2 separate regions of the Homo sapiens genome follow, and region 1 is linked to region 2. A link is an interaction called in ENCODE POLR2A ChIA-PET data of the cell type or tissue named here. Cell type or tissue: endothelial cell of umbilical vein. All regions are shown on one strand. Links, peaks and the distances in the headings refer to the core of each region. The heading gives the core; the rest is flanking DNA. Region 1 overlaps ZBTB7B (zinc finger and BTB domain containing 7B). Region 2 holds the start of DPM3 (dolichyl-phosphate mannosyltransferase subunit 3, regulatory).

The links. ChIA-PET counts read pairs that join two places held together with the same protein. Peaks named below come from ENCODE experiments on the same cell type or tissue, not always from the same donor. Only the 100,000 strongest peaks of a DNase experiment are listed, where the experiment ranks them.
Region 1: POLR2A ChIA-PET joins it to region 2 with 5 read pairs; 7 of 35 experiments call an interaction of 5 or more read pairs at or near these places.

The regions. Positions count from the first base shown.
Region 1 is chr1:155,010,320-155,015,683 of GRCh38, forward strand. ZBTB7B (zinc finger and BTB domain containing 7B) reads left to right here. Exons shown (of 3, transcript NM_001256455.2): 2 at 4,336-5,364. The coding sequence starts at 4,342. Among named protein-coding and RNA genes, the nearest start is that of ZBTB7B, 10 kb to the left of the region's middle. RefSeq lists enhancers at 1-336, 1,836-2,583. In endothelial cell of umbilical vein, for the core only: no CTCF peak of the experiment used is centred there; no DNase peak of the experiment used is centred there.
Region 2 is chr1:155,137,994-155,143,310 of GRCh38, forward strand. SLC50A1 (solute carrier family 50 member 1) reads left to right here. Exons shown (of 6, transcript NM_018845.4): 5 at 1-105; 6 at 187-860. The coding sequence ends at 288. DPM3 (dolichyl-phosphate mannosyltransferase subunit 3, regulatory) reads right to left here and starts at 2,538. Exons shown (of 2, transcript NM_153741.2): 1 at 2,498-2,538; 2 at 1,898-2,252. The coding sequence starts at 2,247. The coding sequence ends at 1,969. RefSeq lists enhancers at 2,478-2,607, 2,778-2,837. In endothelial cell of umbilical vein, for the core only: no CTCF peak of the experiment used is centred there; DNase peaks (open chromatin) are centred at 2,028 and 2,538; H3K4me3 peaks cover 1,178 bases; H3K27ac peaks cover 926 bases; H3K27me3 peaks cover 258 bases.

The DNA.
Region 1 (5,364 bases), core at 134-5,133, 130 kb before region 2:
GGAAGCAGCCAACTCCCCTCGCCTCCTTCCCCCTTCGTGGCTTGCGGTCTCTCTTCCCCGCCTCGGCCCCCAGGAAGTGTGAGTGCTGGGGGTGGTGAGGTTAGGAGGGGGAAGCGTCATATGGGGGATGGGGAAGGCATGCACAAGCTTGGAGGGGCTGGGGTGGGGAGAGAAGGGCTCCATAAATGTCAGAGCATCCCTGGGCAGAGAACCTCTTCTTTGAAGCCCTTCTAGTCCTCATGTGAGAAGAGGCTCAGCCCCTTTACCTTCCCTCCCCAACTGGGCAATCCAGATGGCTGCAGCTCCTGGGCCCCAGAGGCCCTGGGAAGCGGTGGGGGAAGCTGGAGAACAAGGATTCCTGGGTCCCTTAGGACTTTGGACTGGCTGTCCAATTTCCCCACCCCCCTGGTCCAGACGCAGGCCAAAGCCATGGCTTCGTGCAAACTTAGCTCCAAAAAAACAGGAAGAGAACCTGAGGCTGGAGTTGGGGTGGGGGGGTGGAGGGAGAAAGGAGACAGAAGTAAGGGGGAGGGGTGGCCAGCCAAGGCACCAGGAGCGTTGGGAAGAGCCTCAGGTCTCTCCATCATCCCTGGCAGGAAGATGTTACAGCCTGGTCCTCATCCTCCCTCACCCCAAGCTGCTGCTCCTGGAGAAGCCTGGCCAGGCCCCTCTCAGGCTCCCTGGCAGAGCCTAGAGGTAGGGGCCTTGGAACCTGGGGAGGGGGGGCTCTGCGTGCCTGTGTCCCAGGCCCATATCTATTTTCTCTGCTGCTAATCCTGGTTCCGCCTGCTGCCCCCCACACTAAGCCTCACTCCCCTAATCCCCAGGGTGGGGGAAAGGGGGGTCAGCTTTACTCAGCTGCCCTGTTCAGGGCCTGCTATCCCTGCCCTTCGGCTGGCTCAAGCCAGCAGTGTTGGCCTTCGTGGCCCCCAGCCCTGCACTGGACCCTGCCTGAGGTCAGCACCCGGAAAGAGTTCCCATCTCCCTTTTCTTTCCAAGACCAGGCCAGTGGCCTCCACCTTTTGGTTTCTTGGTGCTGGACATACCCTGCCAGGTGCCCTTGAGCACTGAAGGGTAGGTGATAGGCACTCCCACCTTTACCCCCTCCCAACTTTCTCACCCTGAAGTCTTCCCCCAACCAAGGACAGGGCAGGCTTGACTCAGGGCCCAGTTTCAAGAGAGCTGCCCACCGGCTTGGCCGGTCTAGCAGGCCTGACAGTGAGGGGAGCCTGGGGGGGTGGCGGGAAAGAGGGGAGTGATGGGGTGGGGCCCCCAGTTCTTCCCCCTACCAGGCAAACAGACCAAACAGACCTTGCCCGGTTCCCTGGCACAGCTGCACCCCCAACCACCACACACACCCATGCCCACAAGGTCTTAGCAAGAGGGGGCATGCCAGATTGGGTGGGGATGGGCCGCCTTCATGGGGCGTCAGGGGACTGGGCCCTCTGGGATGCAGAGGTGGGAAAGGTGCCCAAGGTAGGGTGGGCACCCTGGCACCAGTGCCCTGCCCTGGCAGAAAGAAGGGGGAGGCCTTTGCCCCACCCATCCCTCCCAGATGATGGGTCTAGGAGGGCCCCTTGGCCTGGTTGGCACCACCATAGCTCCAGGTGGCACCTATATTGGCATGGGTGTTAGAGCCCTGGGTAAGGGTTAGGGGAGTTTCCCAGAAGCTAGAGAAGCTTATGAACACCCTCTCCTTCCCACACATGTCCTCTGCCTCTCCCCCTCTTTCATTGCTACCTCTTGGCCATGGGCATTGGATTTGGGCCTAAGGAGTTAAACACCCACCCTTGCCCAATCCCTGTGTGAGTTGCGTGGTGAACGAGCCTGAGCCTGTGACCTGACAGTGAGGTCAGCCAATCAGCGCCCCCACCACACCAAGTTGCCACGGAGACCGGCCCTGGGGTGGGAGAAAGGAGGCGGGTTTAGCAGCGGGAATGGGTGGGGTGGGCAGGGAAGGAGGGAGAGGGATGGGGTGAGCCACGTGCCTGCCAGTGCCCAGCTCCCAGCCAATGGACAGCGAGGACAGCCCCACCCATCCCCCTTAGGAGGGACAGGATCCACTTGGGCCCAGGAGGGTGCCTACTGCTGCTTAAGTAGCTGCAGCCACTGTTGCTGCTGCTCCTCCTGCTGCTGCTGCTGCCCACCTGGTTTTTGTTTGTTCCCAAGTCTGGGGGCCATTTGCCACTTGTACCATTTGTAAAGTACAGGCAGGAGGATTAAAGGGAGCAGGGAGAGCTCCCAGATGGCTTGGTTCCTAGGGAGAGAAGTGGTTTGCGGACTTACGGTGGGAACAGGTGAGCTATCTAAGGGTGCCTAGAGGTGGCTTACAAGCAAAGAAGGACATGCGGGTGCTGCTCACCCAAGGTTTCTGTGCAGGAGCCCTGGCCTTGCAATGAAGAGGGCAGGCAGGGAGGCAGACACAGAGAATGCACTTCTTGTGTCCTAAAGAGGAAATTTGTGGCTTGACTCCCCCATTCACCCCCCCACCCAAAAAAAAAAAAAACCTTTCCCCATCAATGGCCAGGTCTGAACAGCTGCTGGAGTGGCAGAGGGGACACTGACAAAATGTCAGTGGGACTTGCCTTAGGGATCATCTGGGCCAGTCTTTAATATTACATATGAGGAACAGGCTTCCTCAGGAAAGGAAGTGACTTGTCCAAAGTCATGTAGCTAGTAGTAGCTTGGTTCCCTCAGGGTGATTTGAGGGAGGGAGGCAGACCTGTCCCCAAGTAGTTTTCTTAACAGAGGCCATCTGTATAGTGGAATCTGACCCCAGGCTAGGCCAAGGCCAGAACATTTATCGAATCCCTACTGCATATCAGGCATTGTGCCATATTTGGTCTCATTTAACCCTCACCACAACCCTAGGAGTCAGGTGGAATTATCCTATGTTACAGATGAGGAAGGCGGCTCAGAGATTAAATCACTTGTTTAAGGTCATGGAGCTAACTGGTGGCAGAGACAGGATTCAAACTCAAGCCTGGCTGACTCCAGAGCCCAGTTCTTTCCAAGCCCCAGCACTGTCTCCAGTTGCTCCAGACCCACAAAATGTCAGGGCTGAAGGTCTGAGCCATTGGGGCCACTACTTCCACCCCCTCCTTGCACAGCTGAGGAAATGGAAGCACAGAGAGAAATGACTTTCCCAAGGTCATTCAGCAAGACAGTAGCAGAGCCAGGATTTAAAGCAGGTCTCACCCCCTTCCAGGCCCCAACCCCTGCCGACACCTCTGCCAGCCTTGGTGCTCTGCACCCACCTCCTGGCTGCTCTGCACCCACCTCCTGTGGCTGGGCCTTGGAGGGTAAAGGATAGAGAGCAGGACCAAGGCCTTCTGGAGACGGGGCTCTCCTGGAATAGGGAGGGAGGGGTGGCAGTAGCTGAGGGGGAGGTGGGGGGTGGGACTGGAACTTGGCCTATTGGCAGTGGGGGAGGGGGCGGGGGCGATGCTTATCTGTGCGGGGCAGGAAGCACCCGCGCCAGCCAGTGACACCCCAGCAAAGGGTGGCTGCTCCTTGGCCCCATGGGGGAGGGGAGGATGTGGGGGGAGGGATGCTGGGAGCTGTGTTTCCCGTTTGGCCTGGAGAAGTGGGGGATCTAGAAGGGGAGATGAACTTTTGGTAGCCAGGGGAGGGGCAAGAGGAGGAAGAGGATGATGCTTGGAAGCTGCCTTCTCTTGTTTGCATATGTTTTACAGTGTCCTAACCGCTTTGGAGAGCGATAACTTGAGTTAAAGCACCTGTCTGTGCCTGGCCTCCAGCAGATCTTGGTCCAGTGTGAGTCTGAACTCTCTCATTGGCCTCTCCCCAGGTTATGAGGAGGTTCATTACAAAGACTGTTACCTCACTTTTCAAATGACTGAGGCCAGCTGCCAGTACCACCCCCGGTCCTTCAGCCAATTCTTTATGAAGCCTGAACCGGGACCCAGGCATCCTATCTCCCAGTCCACTGCTCCTTCCAAAGAGATGGGGAATGGGGCAGGTGACATAGATGGACCTCCATGAAAGGGCCAGAAAGGCAGGGCTCCTGCTGCCACAGAGGCAGAGTAGAATAGTATAGTGGTTAGGAACAAGGACCGGGCCCACTCCCTGAGTTTGAACACTGTTCTGCACTTAACTTGGAAAATCACTTCACCTGTCTGAACCTCAGTTTCCTTGTCTGTGAAACAGATGATGATCATACTTCAGAGGGTTCTGGAAGATGAAATGAGTGTAAAGTACTCAGAAGGGTGACTGGCATGCAGTCATCCCTCAATAAGTATTGGCTAAAGTTGGTCCTCTTTCCCCAGACCCCTGTGGGCTGAGCGCTCTTAATCTCCCCTCTACTTGACTCTGCAGGAGAAGATGGGGAGCCCCGAGGATGACCTGATTGGGATTCCATTCCCGGACCACAGCAGTGAGCTCCTGAGCTGCCTCAATGAGCAGCGCCAGCTGGGCCACCTATGTGACCTCACCATCCGGACGCAGGGCCTTGAATACCGCACCCACAGGGCTGTGCTAGCTGCCTGTAGCCACTACTTCAAGAAGCTTTTCACTGAGGGCGGTGGCGGAGCTGTCATGGGGGCCGGGGGTAGCGGGACGGCCACTGGGGGAGCAGGGGCCGGTGTGTGTGAGCTGGACTTTGTAGGGCCAGAGGCACTAGGCGCCCTCCTTGAATTTGCCTATACAGCCACACTGACCACCAGCAGCGCCAACATGCCAGCTGTGCTCCAGGCTGCCCGCCTGCTGGAGATCCCGTGTGTCATCGCTGCTTGCATGGAGATTCTGCAGGGCAGTGGGCTAGAAGCTCCCAGCCCGGACGAGGATGACTGTGAGCGAGCCCGCCAGTATCTGGAGGCCTTTGCCACAGCCACGGCCTCTGGAGTTCCCAATGGTGAAGACAGTCCTCCACAGGTGCCCCTCCCACCACCTCCGCCACCGCCACCTCGGCCTGTTGCCCGCCGCAGCCGCAAGCCCCGGAAAGCTTTCCTGCAAACCAAGGGGGCCAGAGCAAACCACCTAGTCCCTGAGGTGCCCACAGTGCCCGCCCATCCCTTGACCTATGAGGAGGAGGAGGTGGCGGGCAGAGTGGGCAGCAGTGGGGGCAGTGGGCCGGGGGACAGCTACAGCCCTCCCACAGGAACTGCCTCCCCTCCTGAGGGTCCCCAGAGCTACGAACCCTATGAGGGTGAGGAAGAAGAAGAGGAGCTGGTATATCCCCCAGCCTATGGGCTGGCGCAGGGTGGCGGGCCCCCGCTGTCCCCAGAGGAGCTGGGCTCAGATGAGGATGCCATCGATCCTGACCTGATGGCCTACCTAAGCTCCCTGCACCAGGACAACCTGGCACCAGGCCTGGACAGCCAAGACAAGCTGGTGCGCAAACGCCGC
Region 2 (5,317 bases), core at 1-5,000:
ACTAAATCAACCCAATGTCTCTCCTACCCACTCACCATTGCTACCCTTCTCACCTCTGCCTCCTGGTGCCTCTATGGGTTTCGACTCAGAGATCCCTATATCATGGTAAGCACAACTGGGATGGGGTGACAGGGGTGCAAGATGGAAAACTGGCTCCTCTCCTCATAGCAGTTCTTGTGATTTCAGGTGTCCAACTTTCCAGGAATCGTCACCAGCTTTATCCGCTTCTGGCTTTTCTGGAAGTACCCCCAGGAGCAAGACAGGAACTACTGGCTCCTGCAAACCTGAGGCTGCTCATCTGACCACTGGGCACCTTAGTGCCAACCTGAACCAAAGAGACCTCCTTGTTTCAGCTGGGCCTGCTGTCCAGCTTCCCAGGTGCAGTGGGTTGTGGGAACAAGAGATGACTTTGAGGATAAAAGGACCAAAGAAAAAGCTTTACTTAGATGATTGATTGGGGCCTAGGAGATGAAATCACTTTTTATTTTTTAGAGATTTTTTTTTTTAATTTTGGAGGTTGGGGTGCAATCTTTAGAATATGCCTTAAAAGGCCGGGCGCGGTGGCTCACGCCTGTAATCCCAGCACTTTGGGAGGCCAAGGTGGGCGGATCGCCTGAGGTCAGGAGTTCAAGACCAACCTGACTAACATGGTGAAACCCCATCTCTACTAAAAATACAAAATTAGCCAGGCATGATGGCACATGCCTGTAATCCCAGATACTTGGGAGGCTGAGGCAGGAGAATTGCTTGAACCCAGGAGGTGGAGGTTGCAGTGAGCTGAGATCGTGCCATTGTGATATGAATATGCCTTATATGCTGATATGAATATGCCTTAAAATAAAGTGTTCCCCACCCCTGCCCACGATGGTTCATTCTCTACTCATAATTCTAAACCTGCCTGGTTTGGTGAAGGATAGATCCACAGTTATTCTCAGGTTGGTAGGGTAGGCTCAGAAAAGGTATCTCAAAGAACCAAAAGGTTGGAAAGACCCAGGAAGGCCTTAAAAATAACAAAACTTGGATGTTATGAAGAATGGAACTTAGGCTTCAAGAAAGTACTTCTGGCCGGGTAAGGTGGCTTATGTCTGTAATCACAGCACTTTGGGAGGCCCAGGCAGGAGGATCACTTGAGCCCAGGAGTTTGAGAACAGCCTGAGCAACACAGCGAGACCCTGTCACTACAAAAAATTAAACATTAGCCTGGTGGCGTGGTGGCATATGCCTGTAGTCCCAGCTACTCTGGAGGCTGAGGTGGGAGAACTGTTTGAGCCTGGGAGGGTGAGGCTGCAGTGAGCCATGATTGCACCACTGCACTCCAGCCTGGGCAACAGAGTGAGACCCTGTCTCAAAAAAAAAAAAAAAAAGAAGTAGTACGCCGGGCGCGGTGACTCACACCTGTAATCCCAGCACTTTGGGAGGCCGAGGCGGGCGGATTACGAGGTCAGGAGATCAGACCATCCTGGCCAACACGGTGAAACCCCGACTCTACTAAAAATACAAAAAATTAGCCAGGCGTGGTGGCAGGCGCCTGTAGTCCCAGCTACTCAGGAGGCTGAGGCAGGAGAATGGCGTGAACCCGGGAGGCGGAGCTTGCAGTGAGCCGAGATCACGCCACTGCACTCCAGCCTGGACGACAGAGCAAGGCTCCGTCTCAAAAAAAAAAAAAAAGAAGTACTTCCTACAGGGTTGAAAGGACCAGGAAAGTGAAATGTCATTTCCATCCTGAGAAATATTGAGAAGGGGTCTTTGCCTCCTTGGGAGCAAAAATGGGAACACCAGCAAGATGCAAAGATAAAGGCTGAGATGGCCTCAAGAAGGTGGTTCTTTCACATTCACTTCTCGACCGTTAGTACATAGAATCCCCAATACCCGTTTTCCATACTCAAACTAAACGAAGTTAGAAAATAAACTGGCTCTTTAATGGGAAATGGGAGGAAGGGCTGTCCGCACAGGAATGGGGTTAGGCTGTCAGAAGCGCAGCCCCCTGCGGGCTAAGTCGGCTCGGGCCTCCTGTATCTGGCTCTGCAGCTCGCGTGCGGCGTCCTCGCAGTCATGAAAAGTGGCCACACGATAGCCCACAGTGCCCAGGGCATAGCAGCCGGCGGACACCAGCAAGTAGGCGGGCAGTGGCCACAGGACTTCCTGGCAGGACAAGGGCAGCTCCAGGCCCAAGGCTCCCGTGGTCAGGGCCACCCAGGTGGAGCCCAGGATCGCTAGTCCCCAAAGCCACTGCGCTAATTTCGTCATGGTCACTGCGAGAGAAGGAAGCAATGCTCCCCTGAGGAGCAGAAAGGAAAAGCGGACCAAACTCAACCGAAGCCCGCCCACGGAGAGCATTAAAACCAGCCCTGGCCAGAGGGGAATCGCCGATCCCAGAGGTCCGAACTTGAGTGCCCACAAAAGGTGGAAGGGCCCCTTCCACCTTGCTACCCCCTCTATATTTGAGACCCACTCCCCATCTCTCGCCCTCCCCATTCAGCCTTCAACCTACACTTACCTCTACCCCACGTCTCCCCTTCCCCGCGCGGCCCGGATGTTGGCGTCCGGAAGTCCTCCCTGGTTCACGTTCCGCTTCCGCGCGGCCTTCTGGGAGTTGTAGTTCACATGGCGGCGCCTGGTGTACTCCTGGCCAGCGCCTCAATCTAGGCGGGGGTACAGTGGGCTGTGCTCCGCAAACGGGGAGCAGGCCGGGTCTGGAGAGGCCTCGGCGCTGCTTTCCCACCTTGGGCTACGCTCCAGGCTGGCGTGGGGCTTGAGGACATCCTTAAATGTTGCAACAAGATGGGAATATAATACCATTCCCCTTAAACTCAATTCTCCAGCGCTGAAATCCATTCCTTCATTCACTAGTTCATTCATTCGAAGATTTCTTTCTTTCCATTCTTGACAGGGTCTCTCTATAGTGCCTAGGCGGGACAGAACTCCTTTTTTTTTTTTTTTTTTTTTTTTTTTTTTTTGAGACAAAGTCTCGCTCTGTTGCCCATGCTGGAGTACAGTGGCTCGATCTCAGCTCACTGCAACCTCTGTCTCCCGAGCAGCTGGGATTACAGGCGCGCGCCACCACGCCGGGCTAATTTTTTTATTTTTAGCAGAGAACGGGGATTTCACTATGTTGGCCAGGCTGGTCTCAAACTCCTGACCTCAAGTGACTGGCCCACCTCAGCCTTCCAAAGTGCTAGGATTACAGGCATGAGCCACAGCGCCCGGCCAGAACATTTCTTGATTACCATGATAGACTTTGGAGATACAGAGATGTCAAGAGACTCGACCCCTTTCAGGTGGAGGGGGAAAGCAGGAGTCAGTGAAGCAGTTGCATTGACAACTAACCATGAAGGCTTGAGATTATTGTTAGAACAGAGGTAGTCATATTTTTACAAGGACAACAACCAATATAACTTGGAGCCAGAGGAAGAAGGGCTCCAGGAGTCTGGGTTTCAAAAAAAAAGAAAAGAAAAGAAAGACCAGAAGAATTACCTGAAGTGGTGAAGGCATTGAAAGAAAGAGTATAATTCTTTAGAACAGTTTTGGGGATGAATTTATTATGTATAGAGAGAAAGAGAGAGAGAGAACAAAGTAAGAGAAAAGGTTAGGCAATTATCAACTTCAGAGGAAACAAAGAGTTATATAAGAAAGGAAAGACAATTGATAAGCCTGTCTTATAAAGACCACATCTGTAGTTTGACAGTTAGGTTTATTAACTTGCCACAACAGAGAGATCACACACTAGAAGAACTGTGGGGCAACTCATTAAAAAGGAAGAAATATGGTCATTCAGATGATATGGTTTGGCTGTGTCCCCACCCAAATTTCAAGTTGATGTGTATCTCCCAGAATTCCCACGTGCGAGGGACCTAAGGGGAGGTAATTGAATCACGGGGGCCAGACTTTCCCGTGCTATTTTCATGATAGTGAATAAGTCTCACAAGATCTGATGAGTTCATCAGGGGTTTCTGCTTTTGCTTCTTCCTCATTTTTCTCTTGCCACCGCCATGTAAGAAGTGCCTTTGTCTCCCGCCATGATTCTGAGGCCTCCCCAGCAATGTGGAACTGTAAGTCCAATTAAACCTCTTTTTGTTTGCAGTTTCGGGTATGTCTTTATCAGTAATGTGAAAATGAACTAATACAACAGGATATGGGAAAGGCTTGACTTTAAAATTTATATTTTAAAATTTATTTACTTATTTATTTAGAGTTGAAGTCTCGGTATGTTGCCCAGGCGAAGCTCAAACTTCTGGGCTCAAGTGATCCTCCTGCCTCAGCCTCCCAAGTGGCTGATACTATAGGCTAGCTAAAATTTAAATGAAACAGTGTTTTGATCGGTTCGAGGTAAGCATAACTTTAAGTGAAGGGATCAAGAAGTCCAAGCTGAGGGACCACTTGGAAATTACAAAGTCAAGATAAATATAGAATATAGTGTCCAAAAACCCACTATCTAGGCTGGGCACAGTGGCTCGTGCCTGTAATCCCAACACTTTGGGAGGCCAAAGTAATCCACGTGGCTCAGAACTTCTGGCAAGAGTAGGATGTTCCATTCGCACTGACTGATTTCAAATAGCAAAGTTTGTGACTATGATTTTAGAAAATGAAGTTTCTCAGCCGTATGTCCTGGATGTTAATTAACAAAAGCAGTTTTTACAGATTCACAGTCTTAGCACAAACACAAATGGCTCAGCTGTGAAGAAAATTTTCACAGCCGTAACGATGTAAACACTAAGTATTGATTTAACTAAAAATTGGAGCTGGGGACAGTGGAGCTGTGATCCCAGAACTTTGGGAGGCCTAGGTGGGAGTGTTGCTTGAAGAAATGTACAGATAAGTACCAGAAGAAGCAGCCTAGAAACTGGAGCGTAGTTGTATATGTAGGTTGTATATGTAAGGGTTAAAGAAGAGGAGCAGGGGATGGTTATTTTTCATTAAAAGCCTTGTAGAGTTACAGCTCTTTTTTTTTCTATTCTTTTTCTTTTTTTCAGACAAGGTCTTGCTCTGTTGCCCAGGGTGGAGAGCAGCGGTGCAAACATGGCTTACTGCAGCCTCGACCTCCTGGACTCAAGCTATCCTCCCACCTCAGACTCTGGAGTAGCAGGGACTACAGAAGTGGGCCACCACCACCACGCCCATCTAGTGTGTGTGTGTGTGTGTGTGTGTGTGTGTGTGTGTGTGTGTGTGTAGACGGGGTCTCCCTATGTTGCCCAGGCTGGTCTCAAAATCCTGGGCTCAAGCAATTCATCTCAGCCCCCACAAAGTGCTGCTATTGCAGTCGTAAGCCACGGCGCCCACCGAAGTTACAGCTTTCAGAATTTGTTGAGCAGGTTTCCCG